Linked DNA regions of Mus musculus: regions 2 and 3 are each linked to region 1. The links are chromatin loops, found by intact Hi-C in ENCODE. Cell type or tissue: heart. All regions are shown on one strand. Each heading gives the region's core, and the rest is flanking DNA. Links, peaks and the distances in the headings are about the cores only.

What was found. Hi-C counts contacts between places; a loop is a spot of excess contacts. Peaks named below come from ENCODE experiments on the same cell type or tissue, not always from the same donor. Only the 100,000 strongest peaks of a DNase experiment are listed, where the experiment ranks them.
Region 2: a loop joins it to region 1, with 2.7 times the contacts of the local background. A loop is called at or near these places in 3 of 42 quality-filtered maps.
Region 3: it touches region 1 in a loop (19-fold over the local background); 10 of 42 quality-filtered maps call a loop at or near these places.

Annotation. Positions count from the first base shown.
Region 1 is chr19:23,518,327-23,528,913 of GRCm38, reverse strand. Gm34012 (a long non-coding RNA gene) reads right to left here. Exons shown (of 3, transcript XR_386614.2): 2 at 6,304-6,402; 3 at 5,862-5,922. Among named protein-coding and RNA genes, the nearest start is that of Gm34012, 27 kb to the right of the region's middle. In heart, for the core only: a CTCF peak has its summit at 4,989 (motif pointing right); a DNase peak (open chromatin) is centred at 5,003; H3K27ac peaks cover 1,175 bases.
Region 2 is chr19:23,267,614-23,278,200 of GRCm38, reverse strand. Smc5 (structural maintenance of chromosomes 5) reads left to right here and starts at 4,304. Exons shown (of 25, transcript NM_001252684.1): 1 at 4,304-4,567; 2 at 9,333-9,474. The coding sequence starts at 4,383. It overlaps Gm33950 (a long non-coding RNA gene), which reads right to left and starts at 4,293. Exons shown (of 2, transcript XR_386613.2): 1 at 4,196-4,293; 2 at 3,842-3,977. In heart, for the core only: no CTCF peak of the experiment used is centred there; a DNase peak (open chromatin) is centred at 4,280; H3K4me3 peaks cover 2,084 bases; H3K27ac peaks cover 1,247 bases.
Region 3 is chr19:23,292,577-23,303,163 of GRCm38, reverse strand. It overlaps Gm24263 (a small nuclear RNA gene), which reads right to left and starts at 6,835; the gene lies at 6,729-6,835. It overlaps Gm41821 (a long non-coding RNA gene), which reads right to left and starts at 3,234. Exons shown (of 3, transcript XR_877770.2): 1 at 2,773-3,234; 2 at 2,321-2,588. Mamdc2 (MAM domain containing 2) reads left to right here. Exons shown (of 14, transcript NM_174857.3): 14 at 1-555. In heart, for the core only: a CTCF peak has its summit at 4,044; no DNase peak of the experiment used is centred there.

The DNA of each region.
Region 1 (10,587 bases), core at 1,597-9,596:
CTCTGCCTCTGCCTCTGCCTCTGCCTCTGCCTCTGCCTCTGCCTCTGCCTCTGCCTCTGCCTCTGCCTCTGCCTCTGCCTCTGCCTCTGCCTCTGCCTCTGCCTCTGCCTCTGCCTCTGCCTCTGCCTCTGCCTCCTCGAGGATTGGGACTGAAGATTTGCACCACTGCACCTGGCTTTGCACACTGAAATTTTAGCCCTCTGATTTAGATTTTTCCAATGTGACTAACATTCCATAATTGTTCTTTCTTTGTGGCTGTTTACAGGAGCATTCTCTGGACCTTCTCCCTTTAGGTTGCCTGCATATATCATGGAGGTCCTCAAAAGCTTCTTTTGCCTTATTGTGGGATTTACAGAGATACCCTCCTGAGTCTTTGTTTCCAGTAGAATCTCCCTTCCCACATGGCTTTGTAGGTTTGAGATAGTCAACCTGAAGTTAGGCTTATTCCCAAAGTCTTCTTTGTTGTGTGTGTGTGTGTGTGTGTGTGTGTGTGTATCATTGTAGTGGTTATGTGTGTATCTACTGTGTTTCCCTGATTTTTTTTCAGTATGCTTGTCATTGGTATATAGGAAGGCTCCTGCTTTTTGTTGATTTTGTAGCCCGCCATATTGCTGAAAGCATTTATCATCTCTAAGCATGTTATGGTGGGGAGCATTGAATTGCCTACACACAGAATCAAATCATCTGCAACCACTGATTCTTTGACTTCTTTTCCTACTTTTATCTTTTTATTTTCTTCCTTTATCTTGTCGCTAAGACTCCAAGTTTTCTATTAACTAGAAGTAGAGAGAGTGGATGTGCTTTATCTGGTTTTTTATTCATAAGTATAATACTTACTTCATAAGACTAGTTTAGAAGCTTTCCTCATTTATCTACCTTATGGAATAAATTAGATATTTTAAGTGCTATTTCCTTGAAGTTCTGCTAAAGTTCTGCAGTGAATCCATCTTGTCCCAGACCTCTTGAGGTGAGAGAGTCTCTGTTGATGCTTCATTATTGTTGCTGGTTGTAGAACTGTTTATTCACTCAATCCTTTCACTTTGGCTTAATTTGGGCATTTCACATGCACTTAGAAATTCATCCACTTCTTTTAAGTTTCTTAAATTAGTAGAATATATGTTTTTAAGGTATGTCCTTATTATTTTCTGAATTTTATTGCTACCTTTTGTAATGTTTCATTTCTCCTATAATTTTATTAATTTAGGTCTTCTCTTCCTTTGTTTTGGTTAATTTGTCCAAGTGTTAAACAATCTTCTTTATTATCATTGATATCTGACTTTTTTCATTATAATTAATTAGGATACAAAATCTGATTTTAATTTTCATGTATATGATGAGACTTTCTTTGTGTCCTACTATGTGATCAGTTTTAGAAAAAGTTCCATGAGCTGCAGATAAGAATGTATAATATAAAGTGTTTGAATGTAATAATATGTAGATATCTGTGAGAACTATTTAACATATCATGACATTTAACTTCAATGTTTCTATGCTTAGTTTTTGACCAGTTGACCTGTTTATTGTTAAGAGTGGTGTATTAAAGCCATCCACTATCATTGTATTGAGATTAATCTGTGTTTTCATATATTGTAATATTTATTTTATGAAGTTGGGTATGCCCATGTTTTGTGGAAATGTTTTTGAACTGTAATCTCCTCTTGGTAGATTATTATTATTTTAATCAGTATGGAGTGACCTTCCTTATCTCTTCTGACTAGTTTGGGTTTAAAGTCTAGATTGTTAAACATTAGACTACCTATACTTTCTTGTTTCTTAGTTTGTTTAAAATAACTTTTTTGATCTCTATGTTAAGGTGGTCTCTATCTTTGATAGTGATATGTATTTCTTGGTGGTAGCAAAAAAGATGGGTTCCTTTTTCTAATCCAATCTACTAGTCAGGCTTTGACTGGGGAGTTGAGATCACTAATCTTAAAAGTTCTTGTTATCCTCTCATTTTGTTTCTTGTTAATGTTTTCTTGTACCTCTTTTGTTTAACTACCTTCTATTGCTTCTTAATCCCTTGCGTTCTCCTTGGTGCATTTGTCTATCTCTTCAGTCCTATTCAATTATCATCTTTAGAGTAACTTAGGTGTCACAAACTCCTTTAGTCTGCTTTTAACCATGTAACATTTAAATTAACTATAATAGATAGTTTTGCTAGGTATAATAGCCTGTTTTGGCAGTTGTGATCTCTCAGAACTTAGAATAATCTTGCCAAGTCCTTTTGGCTATAAATGCACTTAAATGTTTTCTGGTGGACCTGCATTTGTAAGTGACTGGACACTTCTCTCATGCAGTTTATTTTTTATACCTTTCATTATTCTGTATTTTAGTGTTTCAACTATAGAATGCTATGGGGAGTGTCTTATATCATCCTGTATATTTGGTGTTCTATAGGCTTTGTAGTCTCTGGATGAGTGTCTCCTTCTTCAGGTTTGGTGAATGTTCTTCTGTGAGTTTATTTTTATGCCTTTGATGTGACTTTCCTTCTTCTGTGCCCCAAAGTAGAAGATTTGGCCTTCACACACACACACAAATACACACACACACACACACACACACACACACACACACAAACACACAAACACACACAAACACACACAAACACACACAAACACACATACACACACATACACACACACACACACACAGAGAGAGAGAGAGAGAGAGAGAGAGAGAGAGAGAGAGAGACAGAGAGAGAGAGACAGAGAGAGAGAGTTATCATTGCCCTATCCTTTATCTTGTTTTCAAACCCCAATAGTGTTTTAAATGTGCCCCATTCCATTAGTGAGGCTTCCCACTGAGGTTTATTGAGCTTCTTGCTTTCAGCACCATTTCAGTTTGCCTTCTCTTCAATAACTGTATTTCTATATTGAACTTTGTTTTTCTGTCTTAAACTGTCATCCTCACTTCATTCAGCTCTTTGTTTTTATTCTCTTGAGTACATTTATATACATTTTTTGAGTTGTCAAACACAGAATCATTCTTCTGAAGTAATTGTCTGAAAGTTCTCCCAGGTCATTCTTACTAAGGGTCTAGTATTATGGGAATAGTGATTCTTGAAAACATGTTGTTTGCTATTTCATGTTATTTTTGTTTCCACACTAGAACTAATGCATTTGGAAGCAGTTTGCTAGTTGAGGTTTTTTTTTTTTCTCTTCTTTTTGTTCACATCAGCTTCCATCTTTCCGTGAAGGTGTTTACAGTGTTCAGAGAAAATTAAATAATAGTAGTAGGATAGAGAGGTCATTTTCCTCTGTGCAACTGCTATTTTGGGCTCCAGGCTCTTTCTGTAGTTATCTTCTGAAAGTCAGCTACCGTCTGCACTAACAGTTGTTATCCAAAGGCCAAAACACCCCCTACATTGTCTCTACTTCTGCTGTTCTTTGGTGTGGCTCTTCCACACTTGAATGCCCTTTATTTTACCTCTGACCCAGTTTTCACTTCCACAGCCTGCCATATATGGTGTGGAATTCTGTGTATGAGGTGCTTTTACCTGGCTCATCTCCTTGCTCTTCCCTCCCTGAGTCCACATCTTCCAGCATGAGTTGTGAAACTCCCCTGAAACTGTATCTCCTTGCCCTGGGTATCCCCTTATATTTATTACTTCATTCAGGAGGACTCCACCCTCATGACCTAATTACTTCTCAAAGGGTTAACTCTTAATTCCATCACATTGAGGAATAGGGTTCAATGCATGAATCATGGGGCATCGACTTTCAGTCTACAATGAAATGTGTTACTTACTTTCATCTCTGGGTTTTTCGTGTGATTTAATTAATGCTAAGCAGATGCCCCTAAGAGCTTTGGAAGACAAATGTTCACATCATGGGGCTGTTTGGGAGCAAACATGGTAGGCAGATGTTTGGGCTCTCATAGCAATTGCAGCTGAGGGCTCAGTGGCTTTGTGGGTATCAAGAATCAGAATGTGGAGAACCCACTTTCACAGAGATCAGCAGAAGTGGTGAGGGACCTTCTGATGGTAGCAGAAGTTACGAAGTATGGTTCTGGAAGCTGATCCTGGAAGCTCAGCCTAGTGCTTGATTCTAAGAGTAAAGAAAAAAATTAGAAGTCACAGAGTAAAATATGACTTGCAGGGGAGATTTTTATGATGTGCTAATGGGATCTGGTGTATATATACCTTCTCTTTCAATAGTCATGTCTAAAAGTACGAGACTGTTCAGTGGTTTTATTTCTCACTGCCTGGGAATGCTTGTTTGCACAGACAACCTTATGTCAACATTGACAGCTACATGAATAGGAGTGAGGCAGACAATACAAGCCACATGACCCACTACTCATGAGGTCACATAACATACATTATCTTTTCCTCCTTTTAATATACACCATGCTTTTGATCTTGAGATTCCTCAAAATCTTGACTCCCTACCCCCCTTTTACTTCAGACTCATTGAAAGTGGATATTTGCCAATAGCAGATGAAAAGCTCATTTGAATCAGGTGGAAACATGATCCTAGAGAAACAAATACCTGGACACAAACTTTAAATGATTAGTCTGTTTATTGTAGTTTCCCCTCTCCTCTAATCAGTTTATGATTATTAATTTTTTCCCATGTAGATCTTAGAGTAAGATCAAACAGAAGGCTGAGTGGTAAATCTGCTCCAATCCACAGTCATGGTTTCCTTCTATTAACTCTTTCACTACTGTGAAATAACCTCAAGATAGCAGCCTGCAGTTGTTAGGTCAGACATACATTAAAAGTAGAAGTGCCAAAGAAGGGAACACTTAATGCTGGTATGGCCTCTGTGCAAATCAGTGTGGCAGTTCCTCAAAGAGCTGAAAATCTACCATAAGATCCAGCTATGCACCTCTTGGGAATATATCCGAAGAGCTCTCTATTATCTCACTACAGACTTATTAGCTAATCTATGTTCATTATTCCTAATAGCCTGGGCTGTTAAGAATCAACCCAGAATCTGCCTAGCTACCAACTGAATTACTACCCCCATGTCATTCTCATATCCACCACTGGGTGGCACCAGCTGCCAGGTGTAAGATTGGCTGCACAGGACAATTTTCTTGGGGCTGCTTGTGGCATTCCCTGTGCATCACTTTCTGGGATGCACAGAAAGTGATGCCCAAGGGAAAGTTCTGTCACAGGTTTGCTGAAAGCATGTACTAGGGTGGGGCTCATGTTTGACCACTTGACCTCTTCTTTCTCAGGCATTTCTGCTCTTTAGATCCCGTCCTTGTCCTTAGAGGACTCAGTTACCGACTAGCCAGTGGCTGGCTACATTTGTTCTTCCAAACAGGGAAGTGAGAAAGAAACTACTCAGCTGGTCATGAAGCCTGGAGTTCAGATGGCCAAAGCACACAGGTCACTGAAGGAGGAAAAGAAGACAGATTTGAAGTCATCAAAAATAAAAATGTGCATCAAAGAACATTACTGAGGAAGTAAAATCAACTTTCGAGCAGAAAGTGCATTTGCAAACCACATATAAAGTTTCCTGAAGAGTAAGGAATTCTTATGGTGCGATAACTAATAGACTAGAACTAATTAGAATAATCTAACTTAAATATGGGCAGAGGGTAGGACAATGCCTACAATATATACATGAAGAACTAGCAAGGAAAACAGAAGATGACCCACACCATTAGCCCTAGGGGAAATCAAACCCTAAAAAGGCCTTGCTACCGGGATGGCCATCACTTACAAAAAAGGGGGGAGTTACTTCTGAAGAGGAGACACAGACTCCTCGCCTGTACTACTGGAGTACAAAACACTTGCAGGCACTGTAGAAAAATTAGGCGGTCCTTTTTAAAGTTATGCATTTCTCAAAAAAAAAGTTACTCATAGAGTGGGGTATGGTGGCTCACACCTGTAATCCTGGCACTCTTGTGAGGCAGAGGCAGGCAGGGGTCTGTAAAATCAAGGCCAGGAATGGCATCATAATAAGATCCTGTTGAATAAAAACAAAGAAAGAAAGTTAGACTCAGAGTCACTAAACATGCCCCAGAAATCTTATACACAACACAATAATAAACACACACACAAATACACACACACACACACACACACACACACACCACTTAAGCACGCTCACCCTAGAAGGGTAAGTACAGTGTATACCTATGAGTGGAACTTCTAGATCACATGACATTCCATGCTTGGCTTTGTGAGAAACTATCATCCCATTTATGGGAATCCCCCCTTTAAGTCTGCTTCTTCTACGGCCCAAGGCACATGATGGCAGGGAACACGAAGTCAGCAGGGAGTGCTAGCTGTAGCCAAACATTGAATAAAGACATTCCTTCCACATGAGCTTTTATTGAAGACTTACTATGTGTGCCAGGTACCAAGGACACAGATCGGTTAGGTTATCCTCCACGGTAAAGCTGTGGCTTATGGCTGAAGGGGCGCATACTCTGCTGGGGAGAGACTGTAAGATACATGAACACAACCTTATATGTAAGCAGAAACTGAGTTGAAACAGGCCTGGGTTTTTATACAGATGATGGTATTAAGCCAAGTTTGCTTGAGTGGGCCGAGGATTGGGGAGATGAAGAAGCCCCCCAGTTGTGGAGATGCAGATCCTGGATGAGGGCTCAGGGCACTGCAACAGTTTGGATCATCTCTAGAGCTATTTAAGATTTTTGCAAGTTGCTTTCCTTACTGTTGTAGAAAATAAGATTGACTTAAATAAGGTAGGAAAGTTGTTGGGGAAAGATTATAAATTAAATTTCTGTCTGATTTGGAGCCATTATTGGCACCTGAAAGAGGGTGTTTCAGAGGCTTATCTTTAGAACGGTTGTATGACTGACGGGGTTTTTATGAGCAGTTGGGACGGCAGGGAAATGGAACTCTGCATACTACCAATTCTGACTAAATGTCCCCATACTGTCTAACTCCTTGGCATGACACACTTGTGACTCAGACTGAGGTTACAGCAGCAGGAGTTGTTCTTGGAGATACAACATTTTCGTTGGTTGTTTTGAGACAGGATCTTGCTATGTAGCTCAGGCAGATCTCCATCCTCATACCTTTGGTCTCTCCTTGACTGCTGAGGTAACAGACATGTACCACCATGACTGTCTGACATACAGTGAAAAAAATCTGCTCATTTTCCTTTCTACTGTATGCACAGAAGCAAGACAGGGCACGATGAAAATGCCTTCTGATGGCCAAAGCTCAGAGCTCATCCTCTGTCCTCTCCAGTCTTTTTCCTTACACACTAACCTTCTCACCTATAGCAAAAAAATCATGTCATATATATAAATATACATGTATACATATATGCATGTGTATGTACAATATATATTACATATATACATATACACATATAATATATTATATATATGTGTTTTATATATACATTCAAATGGAAATTAGAAAAATAAGTTTTAAGACAAGAGACTAAAAATCGGAAGACTTGACCTTCTAGCTGTCAACAATGCCCTAAAAACCTGAGTTCTTCTCATTCCCTTTCTACGAGATGGCACCTTCTCAAATGAGCTCTTCTTGGAGTCTCAAAATGGCTGTAAGCCCTGACCTGTGTGCTCCCTGTCCACCTCGACAGCATAGGAAAATGTCATCCCAGCATCCCCCATGGAAGTCCTGAGGTCACTCTGCTGATCTCGCTGAGGTCACGTGCTCACCTCTAATCTAGTTGAGGTGGCTAAGCGGTGAAAGCAAAGCCACAGGCCAGGTGGCACGCCTTATGCCTACGGGCAGGAGTCGTTTCTAAAAGCATGTAGCTCTCTGAAATGGCATCAGAGGTCTGCCCTTTACTGATGTATTTCCAAGAGCAGCAAATTGTTTCAGGTCCACTTGCAGGCACACCTAAGCTTATCTCTAGCTAGATAAGCTAGAAAAGTAGTCTAACTTTTCTCAGCCTAAGCATTCCTACTTAAGTCGGAGTATTATCTAGAAACAAGAACCATGTGGAAGAGTCCAGAACTGTGTGGAAGCTTGTGGCCAGAGACACACGATCACAGAGAGGTGGTCAGCGGTAAAGACTCCTTTCCCCTGTAACAGTGATGAGGTGATGTCATGACTTCAACTCTCCAGACATCTGTTGGGAGGTTCCTGTTGCTAAAAGTGGAAGGACTGATTAGAGGACAAATTGCACAGAGCCTCCGCTCATTTCTAACCAAAAGGGAAAGCCAGTTGGTGTCCCAGAAGGTATGGTGACCGTAGGAGGAAGTGACTGAATCATCTCGGAATTTGTAATGGCAGGGAAGAGGAACAAATGGGCATGTTTAGACACACCCATTGGCTTTTCTTCTTTTAATCTGAAATCAGTAAAATGAGTTTGTAGTGTGTTTCTAAAAGGGACCATCACTTACGAAGAACGCGTAGCTTACAATAAAAGGATGCTTACTTTGTAATCATGGCTTATTCTAATGACGGGGATGCAGGGAGTGTCCCTTACAACCACCCAAAGAGAGGAATAGAAAGAACAGAAACAGAATTTTGAAGGAAAAGTGCACAGTCAAGGCTGAGCATGAGACCAGAAGCACAGATTTGTACCAATAAATCATACAGAAAAGCCAGCAGGGAGCAAGTTGATTGAGACTGGAAAAATATTAAAAACTAAGAGACTCTTTCATCTCTACCTTTGTGTGTGTGTGTGTGTGTGTTTATGTGTATGCGTGTATGTGTATTTGTGTGTGTGTGTGTGTGTGTGATTTGTGTATGTCTGTATGTATGTGTGTGGTGTGGTGTGTGTGTGTGTATGTGTATGTGTGTGTGCATGCGCGCAAGCACTCACATGCATGGGTGTGGGTGTATAGATGGGCAAAGTGGGAAATGGCCACTGGACCAGGCAGTTTTAAATCAGACAGGGGAATGTGGAGTTATCCATTTGTTGCTTCACTTGTCCCCTGCCCACTCCCTTTAGAAAAAGGCTTTCCAATGTGGAAAGGCTAGCATTGCAGAGAAAACTATTCCAAAAGAAAAAAATACCCCAGGAAAAACATTAGCCCATCCGGATTCATTTCTGTAACAAAGACAAATAAATGGCATCCCCAGATAATTAAGCAACTACCATGGGATGTGAATGGCCTCTTTCAAAGAGAGCTACATCATGATCCCTGAAACCTGTGACTATGTGACCTCTCATCGTGAGTAGGACTTTACAGATGTGGTTAACTAAAGCTCTTGTGATGGGAAGATCCAACTACCTAAATGGGTCCATTGTAATAACCAATGTTCTTATGAGAAGAAGGTTGGAGGGTCAAAGAAGCAAAAGAGGATGTGGGGAAAGAAACAAAGGTTGGAGTGATGCCTCTGATGGCGGCGATAACCAGCCAGGGAATGTGAACAGCATTTAGAAGCTGGGAAAGGCAAGGGCAGGGATTGTCCTATCAGAGGCTCCAGGAGGAACCAGTCCTGCCAACACCTTCGTTTTAACTCAGTGAAACTGTTGTTGTTTTTGTTTTTTTTTTTTTATTATTTCAATGCTGTACTATAACAAATCTGTGCTGTTTGAAGCCAGAAACTCCATGGAAATATGTTTCAGCAGCAACAGCAAACTAATACAAGCCTGGTGTTTCCGAGCTAGAAAACCACTGTAAGAGGAATGGCACAGAAGAGTGGCAGTGAGCACATCCCAGTATTATCAGGTGGTACAGGATGCACAAGTATGACACTTGTCATTGATAAAAGTTTGAATTTGCTTATTATAGAAGTTGCCTGAAAATACTAGAAAAGAATGTTAATACCAAAAGCAAGCTTATAAAGGAACGCATTCTCTTCAAATAGGGTGATTCTGGTTTTAAAGTTATTAGGTTTATTTTTCAAGGACACATCTGTATCAAACAAACAAACAAACACTCAAAGAAGGTTTGGATAAAATCCCTAAGGATAGTAATTTGCATATAAGAGAAACAAATGTAGACCAAGTCATGAAAGATTTAGGGAGATTTATAGTTGACTGAACAGATGTACCAGAGTGTGTTGTCTACTGGAACAGAGCCATTTAGGAAAAACAAAAGCAAAAGGCAGGCCAGTCTTCTCAGCCACCCTTCATTAGTAATGTGCATGATGCTGTAAGGTACATTGTTACTACATGGCCAGCTCTGCAAAGAACATGGGCAGCTCTGCAAAGAGCATCCTTACTGCATGGGCAGCTCTGTGAAGAACATCGTTATTACATGGGAGGCTCTGTAAAGAATTTCCTTGCTACATTTTGTAGATAAAACAGTTGTTAAAACCATAACTGAAAAGAATTCATACTAAAAAGGATCTTCCTAGATTAGAAAAAGTGAGCAGATGCTAGAAGCGTGACAGGAGGGAGTGACAGTCAGTGCCGGCACAAGGCTTAAAATTTGTGAACTACAGCATAGACAATGTACGGAGACCTGGAATGCCAGCGATTCTTATTTCAGAAAAAAAAATATATGGAGATTTTATTTGATGATGAATGGAATTCAGGAAGAACATGGTCAAATTATAACTTCATTGGGTGGCAATATTAGAAACTGCCTAGATCCACTGCTGCTGGAGGAAGTATCAAGTTTTTCTCAAAACACAAGCAGAATGCAATGTGAGAGGATCTGAAGAAATAGAGAGTATTTCTTATATTTCACCTGAAGTGTGACCCTTGTCTTCTTGACAGCAGAGA
Region 2 (10,587 bases), core at 1,010-9,009, 250 kb after region 1:
CCAGCGCTTTCATGCCCGCCCTCCAGGACAAGCTCTACAGCACTGCCCTAGTTAGCTCACCTGTAAGGTGCAGGGCCAGCTCATCTGACCCATGCCACCAGGGTCTGCTCTACTGTGCTGCCTAGGGGAGGTACAGGGCCAGCTCTCCTGAGAGCTGAAGCTGTCAGGGGTAGGGTGTGTGGGGTCTGGTCTCCAGTTCTCATGACCTTGGGGCCAAACTTCCAGCCTTCTCTGTCGGTAGGGAGGAGTGGGGTGAGAGCATCTCTCCCTTGTCCACACCACCTCAGAGCAGACCAAGGACAGGCCAGCTGAACCTCACTCATGCCCTTGGGTGGGCTCATCTGCTTCCATAATCCAGGGTCAGCTCTACTGTGATACCCAGGAGAGGACACGGCCAGCTCAGCAAAGTGCCTCAGGTAGCAGTTCAGACCGAGGACATCTGCATGGCCTTTGATGGTAACACAGACCCAGACATCCTCCCCCCATCCCCCGTCCCCCGAGAGCAACATGAGCTTAATGTCTTGTGGCCTCAGGTAGTAGCACAGGCCACTCAGATCAGCATGTCCCCCATCGCCATCATGACCCTCAGGCATCCATATGGTCTCTGGTGACATCCACTTAGCATTTGGTGCTAACTCAGGCGACAGACATTGACACAGACCCCAGCCGCAGCAGAACCATGGATACCGAATCCATCAGCAGTGTCTTCTTCTCTCCCATCGCGCCACTGTGTATTCCATCTTCTCCATCTCTTCATCACACATCCACCCATTATAGTGGTGCCCATGGTGGGCACTTGGGTGTCTTTCTTCTGGCTGCCCCAGGCCAGCAGGACAGGGGCAGGTGTTTCTCAAAGTAGTTCTTATCAATGGAATGAAAGACTCCTGATACAGCAAGACAAACGTGTATACTTTCGTGTGTGAGTGAAAAATTTAAAGCATATTTAAGAAGCATATGTTACTAAGTCTACCGGAGCATCTTTGGTTCACGATAATTTTCAATCACACAGAGTCTAACCGAAGATAATTATATAAATCAATAACAATAACAGTATTCAATGAAATTCTAATTACCTAAAATGATTTTATGAAAATGACATGAAAAGTAATATATCAAGTGATGATCAAATACAGTATAGATAATACAATGTCTGTGTGTATTGTATTATTTTTATCTTTGAGAAACAGAAGGAACTCACCATACATGTACAAGAAGACAGATATTAAAACTACACTAAGGCTAGAGAGATGGCTCAGCAGTTAAGTCCACTGACTGTTCTTCTAGAGGTTCTGTGTTCAATTCCCAGCAACCACACGGTAGCTCACAACCATCTGTGATGGGATCTGATGCCCTCTTCTGGTATGTCTGAAGACAGTGACAGTGTACTTACATACATAAAATAAATCTTTTTTTTTTAAACTACACTAAAATCTTAAGAATTAACTTGAATAAAGAAATTACAAGTTTTTTCCCTTTACAATTGTTTTCCTGTGTGCTCCCCAAGTTCCTATGCTTCATGGGAATTGTTTCTATGGTTGGATTTCTTTTTATTGTATGTATGGTGTTGTGTGAGTGAAAGCACACGTGTAAGAGTCAGAGGATACCTTCTAGGAATTGGTTCTCTCTTTCTACTGTGGGACCCCAGATTGCAGCAGATACATTTATGTGCTTCATCATCTTGCTGGTCCAACCTTATCCTTCTTTCAGGATGGTATCTGTTAGCTCTCAGACAGTTCCTATATATAGAAAAGCTCAACCTGGACTATAGAAGGATTCCTGGCATTTAGATAAAAAGCAGCATTCCTCTGGAACTCGTGAAATGCTTTGCTATCTCCCAAGGGAATCATTTCCCTTGCCACTGGCAGAAGGAACCTACGGCTGCACTGACCTGCACATCACAGTCCATGCTGGCCTCCAGGCTCCCCCGCCCCCCCTCACAGATGCTCATTATGCTTTCCCAACCCCCACACTAACATCTTGGCCCCTCTCACCTCCTACTCAGTCTCTTTAAAACCCTCATTCTCCCTGCCCTGCTTTCCTGGAGAGATGGTCTTGGCAGCTTGGAGTAAGCTTTTCCCTTCCAAGCACTGAGCGGCCATTTCAGTGGTTTCTTTACTGTGCTTTCTGATACAGTGGCAACCATGACGAGCCAGTTAAAACCCACAGTATGACTGTCTTTCTGCAGTCATCCAAATTTGGGGATTTGTTCCCAACTTTTAAGTTTAGAAACATAACTTTAACAGCATTCTAAAAGTCTCATCCTGGCACGAAATGGTAACGCTGGTCCCATTAACTCTTTAACTTTAATGGTGAAGCTCTTAAGTCCCACCATTGCTGGTTATATTCTTATTTGTCCATAGAATAAATTCCCTCATAACTAATTACTTGTTCAGAATCTGACTCTCCTCTCCTCCCTCCTTCTCCTTGATAGGATTTGTGATCTTCCTGGCCAGTATACTGAGTGTTGAGACTGCAGGCATACACCACCATGCCTGGCAACCTTTAAGTTCTTGAAGCCAAGAATATACCAGCTATGTGTAGAAGTACTAGCAGCATGGTATCCTAAGCACTGGGTCTTTTTATTTCTTCCTGTTACTTGAACATTTTACAAGGTATTCCTTAATTTTTACACACACACACACAGAGGCACACACACACATCAAGTACCCATAACAAGTTTATATGCTTTCTACAATGATTATGTTTTCTTTCATTTTAACTTTTACTGAGCAGATTCCATTTGTATGAGAGAAAGAAGCAGGGGCCTGCAAAAAGGAGTGTTGGTTCTAGTGGTCAAAAGAGGACTCTACTGCATGGGATTTCTAACTGGCCTCCCCAGGTCTCCTTTCAATGAGTTTTCCACACAGCAAGCAGAATGACTGAAAAGCTTTAATTAGATCACAGGCCTCTCCTACTTAAAACTATTTAATGGTTTATCTTTATTTCCCCATTACCCTAGTCTCTGGCCGGTTATTATTGGTTGGGTGAATGTTGCCTATGGGCTTCAGGGGCATAATCTTTGAAAGGGCTAATGAGATGAACATGGGCACAGGGAGGTAGAGCCATTCCTAAAGAAGCAGGGAATTTAAAGACCCTGAAAGGACCCCTATGGAAGATTTAAAGGAAGGATTGAAGAAAGCGAAGGGGATGGTAACCCCATAGGTAGACCAACAATATCAACTAACCTGAACCCCTAGGAGCTCCCAGAGAATAAGCCACCAACCAAAGAACATACATGGGCTGGTCCAAGGCCACCAGCACATATGTAGCAGAGAGCAGCCTTGTCTGGCCTTAGTGGAAGAGGATGTGCTTAGTCCTGCAGAGACTGGATGCCCCAGGGAGGGGGGATACCAAGGGAGAGGCACCCTCTCAGAGTCAAAGAGGAGGAGCGATGGGGGGGGGGGGGAAGAACTCTGGGGGGGGGAGAGAGACAACATTTGGGTTGTAAATAAGTGAAATGCTTAATTAAATAAAAGAAAGAAAGAAAAGAAAAAAGAAACCCTGAAGGGAGAGGCCATCTGGTGGCTGCACTGGAACTGGTGGCTGCACTAAGGAAGCAGAAGTAGTAAAAGTTCAAGACCAGCCTGGGCTCTCTAGTGAGTAGTAGTCCATCTAGAGCTATATAAAGAGTCTGTCTCAAATAAATAAATAAATGTATGTGCTGGGAGATAGCATGATGGCCCAGTGGTTAAGAGAACGGACTGCTATTCTAGAGGACCTGGGTTCCACTGTCTGTAACTCCGAGATCTGACACCCTCACACAGACATACATACATGCAGGCAAAACATCAATGCACATAAAATAAAAATAAATAAATTATACAATAAAAGGACTAGGAAGTGTGAGTGGGCAAGTAATTAATACACTCTTCACAATCTTGAGAGCATCAGATGGTTGTTAGTGCCATGCTTCCAACAACAGGCACAGTCAACAGGCATCTTTTCTTTGGAGTTCATTTGAGCACCAGGGAAGGAAACTGCAATGTAGAACATAAGACAGATGAAGCCTGGAGTTCTGGGAGGGACCGTTGCAAAGTAGTAACACACACACACACACACACACACACACACACACACACACACACACACACACACACACACACACGAGAAACACACAGAGACACACACAGAGACACACACAGAGACACATACACACACACACACACACACAGACACACACACACACACATCGCACCTCTGAGGCCACCGGGGAGCGTTGGTCGGGGCGTGGCCTCGGGTTTGCGGGGCGGAACCGCGCAAGCGCATCGGGGCCGCGGGGGCGGGGTCAGGCGGGGTCAGTTAGCGCGGGAGCCGGGCGCGGAGGCTCCTGGGCTGCGGCTCGCCGGGAACGGAAGCCGCTGCGGGACGCGGAGGAAGCCAGGATGGCGACTCCGAGCGGGAAGGCTGCTCCCCCCAACCCCCAGGTTTCCAAGCGGTCTCTCCCGAGAGATGCTTCCTCCGAGGTCCCGAGCAAGAGAAAGAACTCGAACCCGTTGCCGACGCTGCCGCGGCCGTCCGGGACCTTCGTCGAGGGCTCAATCGTCCGCATCGCCATGGAGAACTTCTTGTGAGTGGCGGCAGGCCGCGCTGGGCGGGAGCAAGCGGCCCGCAGGCCCGGGGCGGTGGGCTGTGCCCGGCGGTGGGGAACCTGTGCCAGGCTAACCCTGAGGCATTCCCTGCCTAGGCCACGAAGACTGGCCGTGTTGGCTGTAGTAGGCGTGTGGCCTGATGTTTTTATCCACCCAGTGGTTTTGGAAGGCGTCGGCTCTAGGCAGTAGATACGAAGGGGCCGGGTCTCTAGTTTGTTAATCTGCGAATCTCGATCTACCACGGACCTGTGCACTTCACAAAACTCGACAGTTACAGCAGAGTGGCAAATTTTAAAAAGTGTACACGATTTCCAGAATGGGCAGATGACATGGTAATGGTTGTTGATTGGAGATTAGAGTGTACCAAAGAAATTAAAAATCGTGTTCCCAGTTTTTGTACCTCCTTGCAGATTCTTGCCCCGTCCAATCCTCCTTTCTTCCTTGCCCCGACCCCAACTAGTTGAGTAGATTCTAAATGTTACCAGAAATATCATTATCTGTTTATCATCTTAGAGTTATCTTTTCGAGGTATTTTTTCTTAAATGTAGGCTTGCATAATTTATAGACCCTTAATAACAATACCATTTTTTTTTCAAGCAGTTGTGTATCAGGTGTTCGTTTGTTTTATTTACACATCGCTGCGTTTCTACCTGTCTTTGTTGATGACATAAACTCATGGCTATTGTTTTTTTGCCCCGGTCTGTATAGATTCTAATAGCAAAATTGCTAATTTGAATCCTGATCAGGAAAGGTAACTGTACTCAGCATGAGGTTATCTGCTGTAACTTATCTACCCAGGATTTCATGGGAGGCACAGACTGAAAAGGCTAAGTCCATCCCCAACCATCAGAGCTTTGTGAAGAAGATACTAAAGTAGAAAAGGAGGGAAGACGATTACCCAAAGAAGGAACTGCCTGAAAGCCAGTTTGTAATGTTTCGTGAGTGACCTTAGGTAGAATGTAAGAACATAGGTGAATAGAGGTTGGAAACGATTGTTCCGGCTTGTCTGTTACTATACTAAAGAACTCCAGCATCATCCTGCAGGCAGGCGGTCGGGAACCTGTGATTTTGAAAGGGTGCCAGATAGCAAGCAAGAATATTTAAAGTAAGAAAGCAAGAATGCAGAGCTGAAAGGGTTATTTGATAAGATCTGCCTATAGATTGTGAGGCCTGAGAGTGGAGGAGTGTGTCCTAGTTCTTCCCAAGTCTGGCTCTGGCTAACCAATCTGGTTATTCAAGAGAGAGTAGTGGGGGGGTGGAGTGGACGGAGAATAAATGATGAATGCAGTTGAGCGCCTCTGTCTTGAACTTTCCTGTGGGATAGCTAAGAGAGATGTATGCATGGAGTTTCTAAAGGCCTCGACGAGCTCAGAGAGAAAAGAATAAGTCACAGGCTTGGGAGTCCTGTGTATAGGTGGCTATTGATGTTACAGAAATCTTTGAAATTACAAAAAGGAAAATATAAATTGGAGGAATTAAAAAGTGTTTATTGAGGAACTGAAGGGGTCTGCAACCCTATAGGTGGAACAACAATATGAACTAACCAGTAACCCCCAGAGCTCGTGTCTCTAGCTGCATATGTAGCAGAAGATGGCCTAGTCAGCCATCATTGGGAAAAGAGGCCCCTTGGTATTGCAAACTTTATATGTCCCAGTATAGGGGAACACCAGGGCCAAGAAGTGGGAGTGAGTGGGTAGAGGATCAGGGCGGGGAAGGAAAGGGTATAGGGGACTTTCAGGATGGCATTTGAAATGTTAATGAAGAAAATATCTAATAAAAAATTGAAAAAAAAAGTCTTTATTGTAAGAATGAGAGAAGATGAGCGCAGAGATCTCCTGTACTGGAAGGTGAGCTGAGACTCACGGGGGACTCGTCAGAGAGGCTTAGTTAAAATAATCCTTGAAGTAACTGCTCCATTGAACTCGTAATGAGACCGAAGCCTCCTACATTGAGCAATTGGAAAAATGTTTTCCCTTTGATCAAGTAGTACAAAAGAAAACTTTTTAGACCAAGGAAGAAAAGCTTGGACCAAAACAGCAAAAAGAAAAAAAGTAGGTGAAAAATGCAGAGTTGGGTATGGTTTTGTTTATTTTAATAATATAAGATTTTAGATTTGGGGGGGTATATTCAGATTTTCTAGAGGAACAGAACTTATAGAATACATCTATATCCATATACAGAAAGGCTTCTTATTAGAATGGCTTACAGGCTTTGGTTCAGCTTGTCCAACAAAGGCTGTCTACCATTGACAGTGGCTCTAAGAAGCCAGTAGTTATTCTTACTTTGTCCATGACACTGGATGTCTCTGCTGGTCTTCAGAATCCCAGAGGTAGGCTCTTGATGCCAATGAAGAAATGGACTTGTCACTGAGAGCAAGAGGGGAAGCCAGCAGGCAAAGAGAACAAGCTTCCCTCTGTGTCCTTTATAGAGGCTTCCAGCAGAAAGTGTGGCCCGGAGTAAAGGTGGATCTTCACACCTCAGAAGATCTGGATGAAAAGTGGGTCTTCCCACTTCAAGTGGTTTAAGAAAAAAATCCCTCACAGGTCTACCCAGCTGCTTGGGTTTTAATTAATTCTAGATGTATTTAGGTTGACAACCAAGTTGTCACAGAACGAGTCTGAGAGAAGTGAGTCCCAAGCAAGTAGGGGGGCTAGCTAAGCTTAGAGAATTCAGATGGACTAGAGATAGGACAGGAGGTTGCTGTGAGCAAATTAAGTCAGATAGGTTGAGAGTAGAGGGAGAGTTATAAGCTAAAGGAAGCACAGATTAGTCAGGAAACTAGAAGAAATATATAATAGAATTTAGAGTTCTGAGTAGAGATAGAAAAAGGAGATAGGAAAAAGTTGAAACTAGGGCTGAGTTACAAAGCCTTTTTTTTTTTTTTTTTTTTTTTGGTTTTCCGAGACAGGGTTTCTCTGTATAGCCCTGGCTGTCCTGGAGCTCACTTTGTAGACCAGGCTGGCCTGGAACTCAGAAATCCGCCTGCCTCTGCCTCCCGAGTGCTGGGACTAAAGGCGTGCGCCACCACGCCCGGCTACAAAGCCTTTTAAGGTGTGTGTGTGTACAGGTGTACACACACATGCATGCACACACATATATAAAACCAGGAGTGGACATCATATGGCTTGGGGCTCCAGTTACAAGTGGTTGTTAGCTGTACTATGTTGGTTCTGGGAACCAAACTTGAAGCCTCTGGAAGAGGATAAAGCTCTCATCAGTGGACTCATCTCTCCAGCACCACCTCTTTTTTTAACAAGTGATACTAGATTTCCATGTGTATCCATGTAGTTCTTTGTCACATGCATATTTTTGTTGCCACCTGGCTTTTTAACGTTTTAAATGTTAAAGTTGGTATGCTTTGTTAAATTATTTATATATTTAGCATATTAGTAGCACTCTGGCATTTATACTTAGAGATTAGTTAGGTATACCTAAGCACTAAAAACCTAGAGAAGGGATATTTATGGATTCTAATTAAGGATTTTGAAAGGCAAGCTAGAGAAATGTCTAGGTTATAGCTTACTTCATATCTTGCCAAAGCTGCCTTGATAAGTAATGAGAATTAAATACAGATTAAAAATAAGTAATAAAGACAGACATCTTGCTCCGTTAGTCCTTGTCCTTATGAGGCAGAGGTGGGCGGATCTCTGCATCCAAGGCCAGCCTGGTCTACAGAGTAAGTTTCCAGGATAGCCAGGGCTACACAGAAACCTTGTCTCGAAAAACATAAATAAGTAAATAAAAAAACTAAAATTAATCTTAAAAAATATGTAGAATTAAAAAAATCACTTAAATTAAGAGCTCACAGAAGCAGCAGATTTAGAAGCAGATATATAAAACTTATAGGGCCTGAATATAAATTATTTAATTCCTGTAGCTATGGACTAACTGTGCAGGGAGGATGCCATGGTGTGTACAAGGGTTACAGCTCTCTCTGCTTATGCATCCTTGCCTTCTCCTAGAGAAACGGGGATTATCAGAACTAGTCTGTCGTGGATTCTTGTCAAGGCCCTTTTTGAAAAAAAATTTTAATTGATGATAAAATGAAGCTATTGATTTAATGATTATTTTGTCATTTGAATAATTGTTAGATTGCTTTAAATATTAAAATATGAGAAGTAGCTACTGTTTTAATTCAAGAAAAATAGTAAATGTAAGACATTAGGAAAGAAGCCATGACTTCTTGTACCAATTTGTTTTAAAATTGTTTTACAAAAATAGAGGTAAAAATAAGTGCAATAGCTTTGATATAGTCTCCCAAAAGAAGCTAAATGGTTTCAAACTTGGGTTGTCGCTTGACAGAATCTCTCACTATGTAGCCCTGACTGGCCCCAAACTCACAGGTTTATTTTAACCAGGTTTTTAAAGCCCTGCCTCCTGAATGCTAGAATTAAAGCCTTGTGCCACCATGCTGAGCTCCTGTGGTCTTATTTTACATCTGCATTGTTACTTTTCCATTGTAAGAGTTTTCCCTCTAGAAGTTGATTATTTCAAGTTTACAGGGTTGAGTATAGAGTTAGGTGATAAAGCACCTACCTAGCATAGGAAAGACCCTGGCATGGCTCTTCAGTCCTCGTGCTCCTAAATATATGAATAACCTTACATTCATAATGGTAGCTGGCTTTTAAATGAATTATAAAAGGGTTGTGGACACTGATAATGCAAAGTAACAAGAAGATTCATTTACAAAGAAAAGGGTTTTCTCTTACTTCTGCTTAATGATATTGCTCCTTTACAATTCAGAACATATGACATCTGTGAAGTGTCTCCTGGGCCCCATCTGAACATGATCATTGGAGCCAATGGAACAGGGAAGTCAAGCATCGTGTGTGCCATTTGCCTCGGACTCGCAGGCAAACCTGCTTTCATGGGACGTGCAGATAAGGTCAGTTAACAGAGTTTCCTCTTTGCTTTTTGGAATTTCAAGACAGGGTTTCTCTTTGAAGCGGCTCTGACTGTGACTGCCCTGGAACTACATCTGTAGACCAGGCTGGTCTCGAGCTTAGAGATCTGCCTGCCTCTGCCTCCCGAATGCTGGGATTAAAGTTATGTACCACCATGCCTGGTTTATTTAAATTACATAATTTTAAAGAAAATTCAGAACCATTTGTTTCTAGAAACAAGTTAATTTCTGTATTTTAGGTTCTTACGTATACCAAATGAGCTTTCTTTTACCTAAAACTTCTAGACGGGCACTGATAGTCTCGGGAGAAAGTTCTGGTTACTTCTAATATTGCTCTAAAACAAAGAACTGATAACAGCAATCACAGACAGAGAAAGTTTCTTCACTAAAAAAGAATTTTCAAATAATCCTGATGCCTTAATAGGGAAATCTGTCAGGGTTGTTAGATACCTGGTTAGATGAAACTTGGTTGAATGTCTGTCCATTAACAGTAAACAAAATGATGTAGTAAAAAGTACTGCCTTTTGTTGTCGTTGTTGTTGTTGTTGTTGTTTGGGGGGTGGGTTGGTTTTTTAAAGAGCTTGTGTGTCTGTGGAGACTGGAAAAGGGTGTCCTATCCATAGCTGGAGCTAGAGTTACAGTTGTGAGCCATCCATTCATTGTGGGTGCTGGGAACCAGATTTTGCTACTCTGCAGTAGTGCAAAGTATGAGGGAAAGTGAGATAGTTCAGTGGGTAAAAGTGCTTGCTAGCAAGCAGGCAACTGAGTTCCATCCCTGAAGCCCACTGGTTGGGAGGAGACAGCTGATACACACACGGGACATGACATATGTTCTGTTGCAGATAAATATAATTTTAAAAGCTTAAATAAAAAGTATTTTGGTACAGCTTAAAGTGAACTGCTGAGAGCACTGCAGAATTAGAGCTGTATATAAGCATTGTAATATAATGCTACAGAATTGAACCAGTATACCCTAAAATTAAATAAATATTTTTTAAAAGCAAGCTATACCAGAGATATTTGTGGGCTAGAAAAGATGCTTTGCTCTGTTGATAAGTTAGCCTTGTGACCTTTAACAGTCGTCCGGACATCAAA
Region 3 (10,587 bases), core at 1,038-9,037, 230 kb after region 1:
AAGGGATGCAGTGTTTTATGGTAACAATTATTCTGGAAATAAGGTCGCCCCATGGAGCCCCAGGATAAGTCTGCGCTAATTCATGCTGCCTTACGGGGCAGTGCCACCTTTTCTTCTCCATTTCTACTGCCTTGGACAGTCACCAGGAGCACCTGAATAGCAATGCACCTTTTCAACAAGGCAAGCTTGAATTTTTTTATGCACATACACTCAACAATTTTTATAAATGTGTTAAACAATTTGACCCATTTTTATCATAAATATTTTTAGTGAAATTTTTAGTAGTATGAGTTCAACCACATTTGATAAACTATGGTTTTTTTATTGACTTATTTAGAATTGTATATATGTGTGCAATTGTGTGGCTAATCAGCTGTCTAAAACTTCAAAATTGCCTAATAAAAGATCATTTAAAAATCCTCTCATTAGCAATTAACTCATTACTACATTATTTGTCTTTATCAGAACATATCCATTATATAATTGCAAATTCTAATTTGAAGCTCTATTCTGCCATAATTAAATGTTTTAAGTCACCTTATCAGTGACATTACTACATACTTTCATGTAATAATTAATATATAAAGATTATTTTATTTCCCATAATAATCTCAATTTCCCTAAATTTATCTCTGGAATTAAATTCTAAAGACACAACTTTTCTTTTAGCTTTTAAAATTAAATGTATTTGTTGGGGAGTGGTTCTGGCTTTCACTTAAGAGTCTGTTCTCTGAGTAGACTCATCCAGCAGTTGGTGGAAACAGATGCAGAGACCCAAAGCCAAACAACAGGCAGAGCTTGAGAAGTCTTGTGGAAGAGTGAGAGGAAGGAATGAGGGAGCCAGAGAGGTCAAGAACACCACAAGAAGACCTACAGAGTTAACTAACCTGGGCCCACGGGGGGCTCACAGAGACTAAACTACCAAACAAAGAATATGAATGGGCTGAGCCTAGGCCCCTTACACACAGGTAGCAGACCTGCAGCTCTGTTCTTCATGTGGGTCCCCTAACAGAGTAGGGGCCTGTCTCTGAATCTGTTGGGAGTCTTAGATCCCTTTCCCATAGCTGGGCTGCTTTGTCTGTCCTCAGTGGGAGAGGATACATTTAGTCCTGCTGTGACATGATATATCAGGGTGGGTGGGTATTCGCGGGGGCGGGGGGGGGGGGCTCCACTTCTCTGAGAAGAAGCATGAGGGGAATAAAGGAGGAGGATGGTAGGATGGGACTGGGAGGAGAAGAGGGAGGAGGCTGCAATCCGGCTGTAAAGTGAATAAATAAACAAATTAATGGGGAAAGGGGAAGGAATAGGCTCTCTCCTTCTACCTACCACACGACCGAACTTGATTTGGCGGGTTTATCTGCAAGTATCTACATGTACTGAGCCGTATCACTAACCAGGACACAGAATCTGTTGTTGCTTTTGTGTTCTTGGTGCCCAGAAACAAAATCAAATGAGCAAATGAATTTAATCTCTCCCTCACCCCTGAAATGGAAATGTTAGTAGCATTTTTCACAGATGAGAAAGCCAAGCATCAGTACTGCGGATGTAGCTCAGTGATAGAGCACTTGCTAAACAGAGCAAGGCCTGGGCTTTGATCCCAAGCACCATGAAGACAACAAAGTGAAACAACAGAATATCAGAAGGTGGAAAGTTACTTAGGACTGCATAGCTCTGAAGTGGCGGTAAAAGTCAACTTCTTAGCTTTGCAAGGCTGTAAATCCGCTGGCCCCATCTGTGAAGAACACCATGCCTCTCTGCATGCCACACTACTTAGAAAATAAAAATACTCAGCCATACAAAAACCAACATCCCTGGGTTTATAGAGGAAAACTAACTTCATTATGTAATAAGACAGGATTGTATTAATGAAAATTTTTCCTATGATTAATTAGACACTGAGGTGCAATTGGATTTTGATGTACATTAGGCATCATAAATCCCTCACAGCATTGGTTCCACCTATAAGTATATTACATTTGCTGAATGAAGGAACGAACACTCTTCACCCACAATTATCTGAGTTCATAGTGAGGTATTTGTGCTGTGTGACAAATGAATAAAGCATTTCTCTGGCATCCTTGACAGTGACATAAAGTCTTCCGTAATCATTCCAGCTAACATTTATTGAAGACCTACTGTTTCCAGAGACAGGCAAAGATGTCGTCATAGGCATTAACTTATTTAATCCTAACAACAACCCGTGTGTAGATCCTAGCAGCAGGTTCATTTTCTAGATAAGGACATTTAATGTTTTCCAGATCAGCAGTCAGTGCAAGACCCGGGTTTGAAACCTAGCCTGTTGCCCATCCTGTGTTCTAACCTTCTCTAAAACAGCCTCCTCAGCCTGCTAGCTTCTCCCTCAACTCCATCAGCGATGTGGATGATAGAGTAGCCGAAGGTTCTTAGCTTCCGTCTTCTAGGGTTTATTGGCTATACAAATAGCTCCAATATGGGGCTAAGGAGGTGGCTCAGTCAGCAAAATGGTGCCCTGCCACCATTAGGACCTCAGTTAGGAGCCCCAGGCACCTTGTCAAAAAGCTTGATGTGGTGGCCACTCGATGAGCTCTAGGTTCAGTGGGAGACCCTGTCTGGAAGGGAAAAAAAAGAGAGGAGTGGGTTAGTGGGTTGGAGAGACAGCTCAATGGCTTAGAGTATCTTTTTCAGGCAGCAAGGAAAGAGGTAATTATTACTGGCAGTTGCTAAGAAACGACTGCCGGGTTTTTAGTGTCCGTTTTAGAGTCAAGGAGGTGGAAAGTGAGCGGAGTGACTCACCTTGCCTCATTTGTGCTCCTTGCAGGTTTCATGCTTCACTTTCCTCTCCAGGTTGCCTTTAGCATTTGACTATATTCAGTGTGGATGGAAATAGAGGCAGATGTAAGCACAGCTTCCGTAGTATCTCCAGGTTTAGCAGTGCCCAAGAGGGAGGCACACCAGTTACTAGGTGCTACTTAACCATTTAATCCCAGTCTCTGCATTTATCCCAGTTCTCGGCAGCACCTAAACACCCAAGCTCTTGAAATAGAGACAGCTTTCCCTGCAGATTGGCTTCCCTCTTATGATTCACCATCTGCAATGGTGATTATTTATGTAGAGAGGGGAGGAATTGCACAGATATGGAAAACGCAGTACCTCTGATGTGAGGTCTGGCTTAAGATGGAAGAACTAAGTTCAGAGATGATAGCTTAAGATACCTGTGCTCTGGGCGTCTCAGCAAGCATGGAGGTTACAAAGACATGCACAGATTAGTGAAGACAATGGGATATGAGACAGCCAGCACAATTTCAAGACAAACGATGTGGTCACGTGCTCAGACTCCAGGGGAAAGCCCAGGAGCGGCGTCTGACAGTAGAGATCCACGGTGGAGCTTTCCAGAGGTCTGGATGCTTTTGTGACTTACTCTTGGAGGGATAAGACTTGGCTTCCTTGATGTCTCATCCCTGTGTTTCCCCATACAACCAGAACTGGGGAAAAATACGTTTTCATAACTAATAAGTTTTCTAATACGACTGGATTTCTGGCATGTGGATCTCTGTAAAGACATAGCACATACCAGAAATTAGGCCCCCTGCTCATGGATTCTGGATGCCTCCACTCAAATTCTGACTCGGCTCCTTACAAACTGGACTTGAGAGTAAGTCTTTTTTTTAACCCTCTGGATCTTTTTCCTACTTTGCCAAAAGAGATAAAGTAGTTACTATGAAGAATAACAAAAAGTAATAGGTGATAAGACATAGCAACACACTCCTGCTGTCCCAACACTTGTGGGGCTGAAGAGAATCACAAATTCAAAGTCATCCTTGGTCCTGTAAGAAATTCAAGGTGGCCGGTGCTAAATAAAACTTGGTCTCAAAACAAAGTGAGGCCCTCAAAATACCCAACAACAACAACAACAACAACAACAATGTAATACATACAAGAACATAGACACATTAAGTTTTGGACACAAAAGTCTTCCCAGTTTATGTGATAAGGAATTAGTAAAATTCAGTTATTTTTGTGTCTCTTTCTGTATAAGAAAAGCATGAGCTTAGAGTGCCATCTTAAGGATAAAGCAGCCATAGAATCCTACCAGGTCACCTTCCTTTTCTTTAACCAGTGGCTAAGCAAGGTCTTCTCCTTCCCACCGATGTGACTGACTGTAGTTCTCCTGATTTGTACATTAATTCCTCAAAAAGCTTGTGCAAAGTTAGACTTCTTTACAGATCCATCTTTTTAAAAAATTATCACCTAATTTAGTTTTCATGAGCTGTGTCTGGATTATTTAATTGTTCAAGAAAAGCACTTAGTTTATCACAAATGTGCACATGGGTTCCAAATACCAGAAGGAGTATAAAAGGTCGCCTTGGAGGTCTATAATAATTTCGTTGGTCCTTTTGGTTGTATACTACTTTTTAATCTGGATAGCCCCTCTTCTAACACTTCATAAATTATTAGACTGCACAATGAATGATTGCATATTATAAAATATGCAATGGATTCAAATCCAACCAAAAGTCTCCTAAAAACAGTTTTTAAATAAGGCAGGAGGGCCAGTTAGATGGCTAATCAGATAAAGATGCTCACTGCTAAGCCTGATGAACGGAGCTTGATTCCCAAAACCCACATGGCAGGAGAGAACAACGCCTGTGAGTTGTCAAGTGACCTCCACGTAAGTGTTCCCATGTGACGTGGAAATTGCTGGTTTCTTTGGAGACTCAGTCTTGTCATGTGATGTTTCTCTGGAAACTGTCTTATGAGAGGATGTTTTTGTTGAAGCAGACACATGGAAGGATGGTTTGCTAAGAACAGACATGTGGCAGGGTTGTTTGTTTGTTTGTTTTTGAGGCAGCCTAGAAAAGGGGCCTATGATGTTTTGCTAGTGCAGATGCTTGAGAGAACATGAGATGTTTGGAAAAGATATAAATCTAGCCCAGTGGACAGTGGATGAGGCTCGACGGTGTTGGTATGCCTTGCCATTCTTTACTGGTCATTGTTTGGCTTTGCTGAAGCTGTTCTTCGCTGAAGATACCAAGTGGTATTGGTACACCTTGCCACACAGCCCAGAAGGGCAACTAGAGATATGGCCACTGCTGCTGCATCTTGCAGTGCTAACCCTGCAAGGGGGACGACAGCTCAGGGCTGAAGTGATACCTGCATGCCCAGTGAGCATGCAGGGCTGTTGGCACTGAGGGCAAGGAGGTATGCAGTTGCCTGGAGTTTATGCAGATCCTGCCTTCCAACCCTCTGCCCAGCCACAAGATGAGCCTGACCCTGAACAACAGCAAGACCTTTGAGATGAGTCTCAGAATAATACAGTATTTATGGCACTTTAGAAAACAGAAACCTCATTGAATCAGACCAATGACTCATTCCAATAAAAATTTGTACATAAAGCTGCTTGGGAAAAGCAATATATACTGTGTGCGACGTGGCAATTTGCAACGCCACTTTGATGGTGAATGTTTGATGGAGAGTTAGGAAAGATGGGTGAACGAATGGCATATATGCTAGAGAGAGGTAGAAGACTCACCAAGGTAGAGATTTGGTGGCATCAGCAGCAGGTATGGGGGTGCACATGAGGTGGACAAATGAGCTTGTCATTGTCTGAAAGGACACATAAATCCCATTTGTCTCCATTTAAGGATCAGACCTGATTTCAGGGGGTGGGGAAAGAGGCCATAAGGTACCAGTTCCAGGAACAGACCATAAAATCCAGAAACAAGGTCATAGCCCACCCCCCAAAGAACAGCCTGGGGAAAACCACAAAAATAGGGAAATAGCTTATCTCAGGATGGGCCATCTGTGCTGGGCAGCCCTATCTCATCCTATTGTTAAATGTTCATGACATAAGAATGCAAACCACTGACCACCTGGTACCCCCTAGCACTCACCAATGAAATTTTAGATTACCTAATCCTAGAGAGTCCCACAGTTCCCTATAAGAAGGCCTGAGTGCTCTTGTCTGGGGTCACCATTTTGGAGAATGGTTGACCCCGCATGCTAGATGCTTCTTCAGAATAAATGTTGTTTGTCTTTGCAGACTATCTGAGTCTGGGGTCTTCCTTCAGTGATTTTCAGACCCTTACATGCACAGTAGAACCAGCAGGGAGGTGTGCAATAGCCTAGAACTCACATGGGCTTTGCCCGCCAACCCAGCAACAAGCTGCTCAATCACACAATCACCCTGGCTCTGAGCAAAAGCAAGATATACACACGAGTTGAAGAAAGGTTCATTTTCTGGATGACATGTTGCTGTCCATAGTCTGTGCTGCTGCTGGAAGCCATGTTAATGTCTGTGATCCTTGCTGCTGCTTATTGTCATAGGTGGGAATACTTCTTCTGCAGTGATATCAATGACTGCAGACTCAAAATTGAGAATGAAAGTCATTTAAGGCTTCTGAGGAAACCTCTCCCCCACCAAAAGGAGGGTGGGACAGTCCAGGCAGGAACCCATTGAATAGAGTCCTTAAAACTTGTGATAAACACGCTGAAGCATAGCTCTTCACAATTGATGGCTTCTGGCTGAGATGGGGTGGGAGGGGTGGGAATGGACTCAGTTATCTTTAAGGGGCTGGCTGCTGGGAGCTTGACCATGCTCCAATGAGTATATGAGCAACACAAATTAGACTTAGTGTATTTGTGGGGGGCAGGTCATAAGAGTAGGAGGTGGATCTGGAAGGGATGGAGAGCAAGTATGATCAGGGGTATTATATGAAATTCCCAAATAATCAATAAAAATATTGTTAGAAAAAAATATGAACTGCTTCACAAATTTGCATATTATTCTTACATAGGGGCCATGCTAGCATTCTCTTTACTATTCCGGTTTTTGTGCATGTGCTGCCAAAGCAAGCACAAGTTAGAGCCAACCCTTCTAGGATGTATAACCAACCCCCTGGGCTTAATTTCCAACACGGGAATAAAAATGTTTTTATTTAATTAAAAAAGATAAAGTACAATAAGTGGCATCCAAATGTTGGTAGCAAACAATAGCTGTGGAATTGACCTAAAAACAGAAAGAAAATTATGCCTAGAAGTGGAAGCCCAGCCACCTTCCTGGGGCAAGTGAGGTCATGGGCATTAGAAAAGTATGTACTGCCAGTACTTGGCTAGACCAGTACATTTCCTTACTAAATTCTAAATCATATCTTTATACATATCGTGTAGCTACCACTCCTCACTAAATAAGACTCTCTTGACAGCAAGTGGAGACCATAACAGAAAAACCGTAACTTGATACAGTGCAGAGGTCAAGGGATCATGGAGAAGCCAGCCCCACCAGGTACATCTACATCATAGTGCCTGCCATTGTGGCTCAAGGAATGTTCTGGAAGAGAGGTTAGAAAGATTATAAGAGCCAGAATATTACCACATTTTTGTGTGTGTGTGTGTGAGAAAATCTTCCCCTAGGAATGGCTGAATAAATAAGACAGGAATAATGGCAATATCAATAGATGTGCAAATGTGGAATGGAGCAAAGCTACCACAGGTTCCAAAAAAATTATAGGCAGCTAGTGACCGCTGAGAAAGAGAGAAATAATCTCTCCCAAAGATAAGTCCTGTATTTATTGGTCAGCCCTGAATATATATATATAGAAACAACAAAACACAATTCCAGTGGGTTGTATTTATATTGTGTTATGTTGTACATACATACATATGTAAGTAACAATGAAAGAAAAGGAGGTTATCAAATTGAAAATTGAGGAGTCATGATATTCTGGAGGGACAAAAAGGAAGGGAAAATGATAATGACTGATAAAGTTAAAACTTCAGGGTTGACGACATGGCTCAGGAGGTTAAGGAGCTTGCTGCCAATTCTGCATGAATTGACCTGAATTCAACCCTAAGAACCCACATAGTGGAAGGAGAAAATCAACTTCTGCATAATAAATGACAAGTGCTGGCACGGAAGTGGGAAAAGAGAGAGAGTCTAATGAACCGCTAGTGGGGATATAAACTGATGGAGCCCCTATGGAAATAACTGTAGAGGTTTCTCAAAAACATATAACAGACCTATCATAGGATCCAGCCATCCCAAACTAAGGCAGACAAGGAAACAAAGTAGGAACTACCTTACCATAGGGACGTTCACATACACCAATTGTTGCGCTATTCGCAAGAGCCGAGGTATGGGGTGAGTGTTTGTTCTCATTTCTTCATGACTGTCATTCGGACTAGAGTGAGCTAGGATCTCCAGGCAATTTTCTTTTTCCCTAATGCATGAGGGTGTCAAACAGTTTCTTAAAATATTTATGGGCCATTTGTACTTCTTCTTTGAGAATCACTTGTTCAATTTATGCCATTCTTTGGTTTGGATGATTTGGGGCTTTAATTTAAAGCGTTCTTGTTTTGTTGGAGGTGCTTAGCTTTTTAAGTTCTGTATAGATATTAACTCCCAGTCAGCAGTATAGTTGAGCCAGTCTTCCTCCCGCCCTGGAAACTATCTCCTGACTCAGCTGATTGCTTCTCTTGCAGTACAGAAACTTCTTAGCTGAGTGCAATTCCATTTATCAATTTTTGGGAATTATTTCCTTAGCTAGTAGAGTCCTTTTCAAAAATCCTAGATGATGCCTATATCTTAAAGTGTTTTCCTTAACAGTTTCAGGACTTTAGGAGTTACCTAAGATTTTTAGTGCATTGTGAGTTGATCTCTGTACAGAGGACGTAGTTTATTCCTGTACGTGAAGATAACTAGTTTACCATTTGTTGAAAAACACTACTTCTTCACCAACGTTATGTTTTTTTATATAACTTTGTCTACATTTCTCTGCTGTAGCTGTGTAGGTTTGAGTTTCCATATATTGCACTGATCACGTGTCTGTTTAGGGTCAGGGCTCTGCAGTGTGCAGCGTTCGCACTGTATCACAATATGGAACCAGGCCTGTTCCTCCTCCGAAACTGCCTTCTTGGATTAGCATTTGTTTTGACCTTTTTTGTCTTTTGTGTTCTAAAATTTTTTGTTTCTTTTTTCCTAGTTCTGTAAGAACTATTATTTTGATCGGGGTTGCATTTAATTTGCAGTTCTTTTTTTGGGGGGGGGGTAATGAACCATTCCACGATATTCTATTAATATCTGAGTGTTGGATATCTTTCCAACTTTTAGCATCTTCTTCAATGTCTTCAAATTTTCACTGTTTCATGGGTATTTTTTTTATCACTTTGAAGCCATTTTTAGTTTTTTTTCCTGGTTTCGTGTGTGTGTGTGTGTGTGTGTGTGTGTGTGTGTGTGTGTGTGATTTAAACCATCAGTTGTGTGATTTTTATATCCTGCTATTTTTAATGTGTTTAGCAAGATTTAATGTGTAAATACAGATGATTTGAATTTCTTTTTCCTAGTTATATCCCCTTTATTTCTTTCTCTCTTATTGCTGTAGCTAAGACTTAAAGCACTGTAAGACTTTAACGGCTTGAACGAGTGGAAATTTTGTCTCATTTCAGATTTATCAGAAATGCTTTCAGTTTTTGCCAATTTAGTGGATATAGGTTTGCTATGTATGATCTTTTACTTTATGTTCAGATATGTTTCTTCTATTTTTTCAAGACTTTTATCATAAGAGTAGGCTGAACTTGGTCAATTTTTTGTACATATTTAGATAATTGGATACTTTCTGTTCTAAATCTAATTAAACAGTAGACTAATGAATTAAATTTAGTGGTTTGTAGTTTTTGAACCAATCTTGCATCCCTAGAATTAAACCAATTTAGTCATGGTGTATGACTGATGAATTTGTTCTAGAATTTGCTAAATCTTTTGATTTTGTAGCGTTTGTTTCTTCACACACATACCCTTTCTTCTCTTGCTTACTATAGAGAAAATCTCTTGTGTACTGTGTGGAAGCATCACCTGTCAATAAAAATCTGATGGCCAATGACCTGAGGCAGGATTAGAAGGTGGGACATATGGCAGAGAAAGAGATGAACTCTGGGAGACAGTCAGGCATGGAAGAGATTTGACACCTGGACTCTGAGGAAGTAGGACACATGAAACTGAGGAGAGGTAACTAGCCCTGTATTAGAAATAGAAGTGTCTAACTGGGCTAAAGAAGTACTAGCTACTCAGGCAACAAGCTAAGCAGATGGCCTTAGCATTTATTCCTACATAAATAAACCTCCAAGATGTTATGTGGGAACTGGGATGCATGTGGAAAAGCCCATGGTTACAGTGTACTGTTATTCTAGTGTGGTTTATTCTTTCCTGGGACCTGCCTCAGAGCAGGTTTGTTTTTTTCTCTTCATTCTTAAATATTCTTTCAACTATTTTTCATAAGCAAGCTTAGTGATCATTAATTGATTACCATGGAAACTTCTTTCCTTCAATCCTAATAGGTAGCTTTGCTAATTTTTATTAGGAGGTGTCTTTCACAACTTTTGAGCCACTTCTGTCCGGGTCCTCCTGTCTTTTGAAGTTTTAGTTTAATAATCTGCTCTTATGATGGCTTGTCCCTATGTGTGACTTCATATTTTTTCTCTTGCCACTTTTAATATATTTCCTTTGCACCATATATTTTGTGCATAATTATAGCATAATGGAGGGAGGTTCTTTTCTGATCTTGGCATCCTAAATCCCTGTGTCTTTATTAGCAACTTTCCCCATAAATCTTGGGA